Linked DNA regions of Homo sapiens: region 2 is linked to region 1. A link is a loop called in an ENCODE intact Hi-C map of the cell type or tissue named here. Cell type or tissue: A673. All regions are shown on one strand.

Region 1 (2,500 bases):
AAGTATCACACCTACATACAAAGTATCCCCACAGACTATCCAATAATTACAAAGGGGAAATATACCTTACTATGATGAAATTCAGCTGTCACCAACTTAACCCAGAGATCAAGTTTAGCACCGCTAATTGTGGAACAACCTGATTTTATATGCCTGTTGTTTTGATGCAACATGAAGCACTAATAGCATTACCTGTGAAGGAGGGTTGCCAAAAATGCTTAACCTGAATACAATCAAGTTTATTGACCCAACTTCCAGTATACAAGAAATAGGGGCATAAAGGAATGAGTAAATTGAGCATGAGGGAAGAATTACATCCAGAATATGGGACATTGTATAAGAAAACACCTAAATTCTTCCAAAGGTCAGTGACATTGAAAAGCGTGGGAACTGTTCTAGATTAAGAGGTAATCAGATGTAACAAGTGCAATGGATAAATCTTGATTGATCTTGGTTTTGAAAAACAAAGCTGTAAAAAAAATTTAGGGATCACTGGAAAATTTAAATATGGACTCAATATTAGATTATATTAAATTATTGCTAATTTTATTAGATGTAAAAACTATTTTATGGCTTCTTAGGAGAATGTCCTATGCTGACTATAGAAGTGTCCTATAGAAGTGATTGTTTCAAATTTTTCAAAATGAAAAGTATAGATAGACTGGCTAAAACGCCTTTTAGAATAGTTTTGGGAGGTGTGTACGTGTGTGTTTGGGGATGATGGGGAAGAGCAGAAGATAGTTGCAGGGAACTCTGGGCATTAGCAATAGCTTAACAAGCTCAGAAGTAATACAGGAGATTACAAAAGCATTGTCAGAAACAAAAGACAATAGAAAGCCAGATGGGTCAATGTTTAGCAGGAAAGATGTGGGCAGGAGGCTGTAGCAGTCACCAGGAGCTCTTTGAAGGGCAGGAAGGAAAGCATGATTAATGTGAAAGAATTACTTTGACTTCCCCACATGCAGGAGAGTCAAGTGGGTCTTGCCTTCTGATGTTGTGATAGGAATTTTTTTTTCATTTTTTGGCCCTGTTTAACTTTCTCGTATAGCAGCTCCAGCAGCAGTCTTAAGACAGTCTTTTAAACTCGGAATTCATTGGATTCGTTTGCATCACAGCCCCTGAAAGTACCTTTCTTATCTGGATATTCCCCACCCCATATTCATGTCACTTACAGATCATTTATCTTAGAAAAAAGAGGAATGGTGTGAAATAGTCCACATTATTTGTATTGCACAGTGGATAATAGAGCAATCTTTTAATGAAGTTTGCTTAAACTGAACAACCATGAGTGGCAGGGGATGTACATTCCCAAATGTAGACAGGAAAAAATAAGGCAGTTAACTTGACTTTTTCCAAAAACCAAAATGAATCCCAGAGTTTTGCCCCATGAAGACTAGTGGGCATAATTTGACATGGTCACATTTGCCATTTTGTTGATATGTCAGCAGTTGAAAAACCCCAAAAAACTACACAATGGAGACCTTAATGCTCAAAGATTCCATTAGGTGGCAGTCAGGATACAGGAATCTTTCAATGTCTGATTTCTCCGCCCCCTCCCCCACCTCCTCCAGCCTTAGTGAAGGAATATTGCCAGGTAGCGTGGTGGGGAGAGAGGAGTTAGGGAAAAACAAACACCCCCAAAAAACTATGGCTCGCAGTATCCAAATGATGAAGAACAGCAAGTTTTCTGTGCTCAACTTCCATTTTGGTTCTAATATATATGTTTTTCTTTGGCCTTCCTGTGATTCCTTCCTTTATAAATTCTTCTATATCTAAAGCCCTTTATAGACCACTTGTAATGCTGTTTACATCTCTGTGTTATTAGTCTTAGAGCATAAGTAGGAAGTGTGGCTCATTTTGTTAAAGACCTGTAAGAGTTCAAGGGACTTTTGTAGTGACACTCTCATCCTCTGTAATTATTGCTCATGAAAGGCTCCTGGTGGTCCTGGTTGGCTTTGTACATTGGGTTTCATGGGGAAAGGACTCTAAGTTCTGTGCGAAAGGTAAAGTTTTGGAGAGTGCCCTTGGGAACATCACCTGTGACGGCTGATGGGCAGGACTGGACAGAGGAAGAAGGTGAACTGTTATGCGCTTGCAATAGGGACCTTAATCAGTCCCATAGAAGCTCTGGAACTGGGATGGCCCTTCTGTAACTGAGATGCCCCTGTCCCTTAAGTCAAGGGGCCAGGGCTTTATGTTCACCCATCATCAATTGACCAGCCAATAGATGGGGGCTATCCCTGTGAAAGGGGCTAAGAGCAATTCAGCTAAGAGCTGTCAGCTACTAGCACTCCCAACTGCTAGGAAGATGAGTACCTCAGTCCTAAAGAGGGAATCTGGGAAGCATACCATAACATCTGCTACACAGATGAAAACGACGTACTTTCTGAGTATCACCCCTATTTTTGGTATCTCTGACATTGTCTCTCTTGCAAAAGCTACCCATATTAGAGATCATGAAACATCACCTTCTCATCTTGTTTTCCTTGGATTAAAACTA
Region 2 (2,500 bases), 1.8 Mb after region 1:
CAATGTGATTTTACCAATGGTCCAGCATGCCTATAACCCATGTAAGTATGGCTGAAAACCCACACAAGAACTTCGGGCAGCTCCATACCCAGGTGAGCAATATTCAGAGATTCTGGCGGTGACAATCACATGAACTGCAACTTATGCAGATTATGACACCTGCACCTGCAGCTGTGGAGACCTTCATGGATCCTGTGGGGCACACAGGCCCCCAGCAGCTCTGGGTCCTCGGCCCAGGACACAGAGGAAAGGCCCAGCCCAAGGCTGTGGCTGAACAGTGTCTGGACAGAAGAGCACAGCTGTTTGGGGGGATCTGATGGCCGGTCCCCCTGGATCCTCCAGAGAGCTTGGCAGGCGATACCACAGCTAAAGGCCAGAATGGAATAAGGAAAACATTTCCCCTCCGTTCCTTGGCCTAGAACAGCCTAGAGGAAAGGGCTTTGGGGGCCAGGAGCAGAGCCAGCTTCCTGGGTTGGTTTCCTAGTTCTAGAACACTGGCAGCCCAGGTGGCTACTGGGCCAAACCCTTGTTTAATGTGGCTCCTCTGTGCCTGTCTGAATGCTTCCCCAAGCTTCCAAGACCAGCTCATTGCCCTCTCCTTCCTCTTCCTCTCCTCCCTCCACACCCAGCATCCCCAGCCTCCCAGCTCTGCTCTGATCCCATTTTGCACACCAGCTGAGCCTTCTCACCCACTCACTGTTCCCGGGGCTCTACTCCCACACTGCATAGCAGCTGCCAGGGCCAATGCCCAGCATGCACACAGGTGCAGTGGATTTGAGGAGTACCTACTCAGTGCAGGGTCCAGTGAGGCCCTAAGGAAATAGAGAATAAACAAAATACGCAAAGACAAGCTCTCTTCTCCTAGCAAACTCTCCCTCCAGGGAGGAGGCCATAGGAACCGGAGGCTCCAGGGCAGGCAGACCTAGCTGCACATAGCAGCTCAGGAGTCCCTCTGGTGCTCATCACAGCTTCCTGAAGTCCCCACGTCTAGCTGGAGCTCCCACAACCAAGGGCTCATGCTGGCGAACATGGGGCCAGAGATGGATTGGGAGATACCCAAGGAAATGCAGCCCCATTGGAGCAGCAGAGGGGAGCAGGGAGCTCAGGGGATGCAAGGCAAGGGATTCCAGGTACACGGTGCTTCTGAGGCCCTGAGACGCCCCAAACCTCTTCCATTCTCAGCTGTCTTCCCAGCCAGGTCCCAAACCTCCAGGCTGCATTGCAGGGTGCTGGCGCCCTCTAGTGGAAAAAATGGCAGGTGCCCCCGGCTCCTTTACTGAGGAAGGAGGATTCAAGTTCCCAGGCAGGCACAAGCTCAGGGCAAGACTGTGCAGTGCAGGACACTTGCTTCCAGCCCCAGCATCCCTCCCCTTGTCCCTTCTCAGCATTTCCCCCTTCTTCCCACAGATCTCAGACACAAAGCCACGCATTCTCCCTCCCACTCTTCCCCAGTTTGCTTTGCCAATCTTATGTCTATCAATGTGTAAAATTTACACTGTAAATGAATAATAAGGGATAATATGGTGGGTTTTTTAGGTGCAGCTGGCACAGTCTCTGTTAGGAGTGAAGTTCCAACATGGTGATTTAGACATTAAAGAGGTATTTCTAGGCGGCACGCGAGGCACCGCTTTCCCCTTCTGAGAGGAAGTAGGCTTCTATACCATATGACTTGAAATCAGGAGCATTCCACTTTTCAAAGGCCAAGGTGTAACCAGTGGACCCTAAAGGGGAGTGAGGGAGATCCTGAGCTCACTGCCTAGGCAACATCTGAGAGGACCAAGCGGGCTTGGAGTCCCCTAGGCACAGCAATGGAGGGCGGGGGAGAAAAGCAATGACCCGCCCTCACCCTCACTCTGCAGCCACTGGAGGCATCCCTAGGTGCTCCCAAGACAGCAGGTGGCATGTGGCAAGAGAAGCCCATCCAGACCCATTGGCACCCATTTCTCCAACAATATCAAATCCCTATGCTTGTCAGAGAGGCCACTTCCCCATAGCCCAGGAAAAGCTTTTTAAGAGACACAACAGTGAATCAAGCACGGTTCCTGCCCTCGAGGAGTTGGGAGGCCATTCATCGAATGTCAGATCCAACTGCCAATCTCACACTACCCCTCCTGTGCTGTGCTGCACTAGGGCTGTCAAACACATCACACTTTACCTCCCAGACTGCACATGGCCTCAGGACCCCTCCCTCTCTGTGCTCTGGAGGCAGCTGTCCTCCACCCCACCCTAAGCCACTGGAGTTTACCTTGACAGTGTGCCCTATCCCTGTATGGTGGAGAGAGCCTGCTCACCGGTCTCCAGAATGCCCAAATCCACCCATTTCTCTGCGTCCCCACCCAAGCTACCAGCATCTCTTTCTGGACTATGGTTTCTTTTCCTCCCCTTCCACTCAGGACACTGTATACAGATCAGCGGAGGGAAAAAAATGCTCTTTAAAAAGCTTGAGTCTTCATTACCCCCCTTCAACAGCTTCCCTACCTGGCCCTCTGGCATCCCTCTC

The links. Hi-C counts contacts between places; a loop is a spot of excess contacts. Peaks named below come from ENCODE experiments on the same cell type or tissue, not always from the same donor. Only the 100,000 strongest peaks of a DNase experiment are listed, where the experiment ranks them.
Region 2: it touches region 1 in a loop (22-fold over the local background); 9 of 110 quality-filtered maps call a loop at or near these places.

The regions. Positions count from the first base shown.
Region 1 is chr10:110,310,041-110,312,540 of GRCh38, forward strand. No RefSeq gene overlaps it. Among named protein-coding and RNA genes, the nearest start is that of SMNDC1, 6.4 kb to the left of the region's middle. In A673, a CTCF peak has its summit at 1,476 (motif pointing right); DNase peaks (open chromatin) are centred at 911 and 1,511; H3K27ac peaks cover 1,127 bases.
Region 2 is chr10:112,136,335-112,138,834 of GRCh38, forward strand. No RefSeq gene overlaps it. Among named protein-coding and RNA genes, the nearest start is that of GPAM, 46 kb to the right of the region's middle. In A673, CTCF peaks have their summits at 1,239 (motif pointing left) and 1,443; a DNase peak (open chromatin) is centred at 1,237.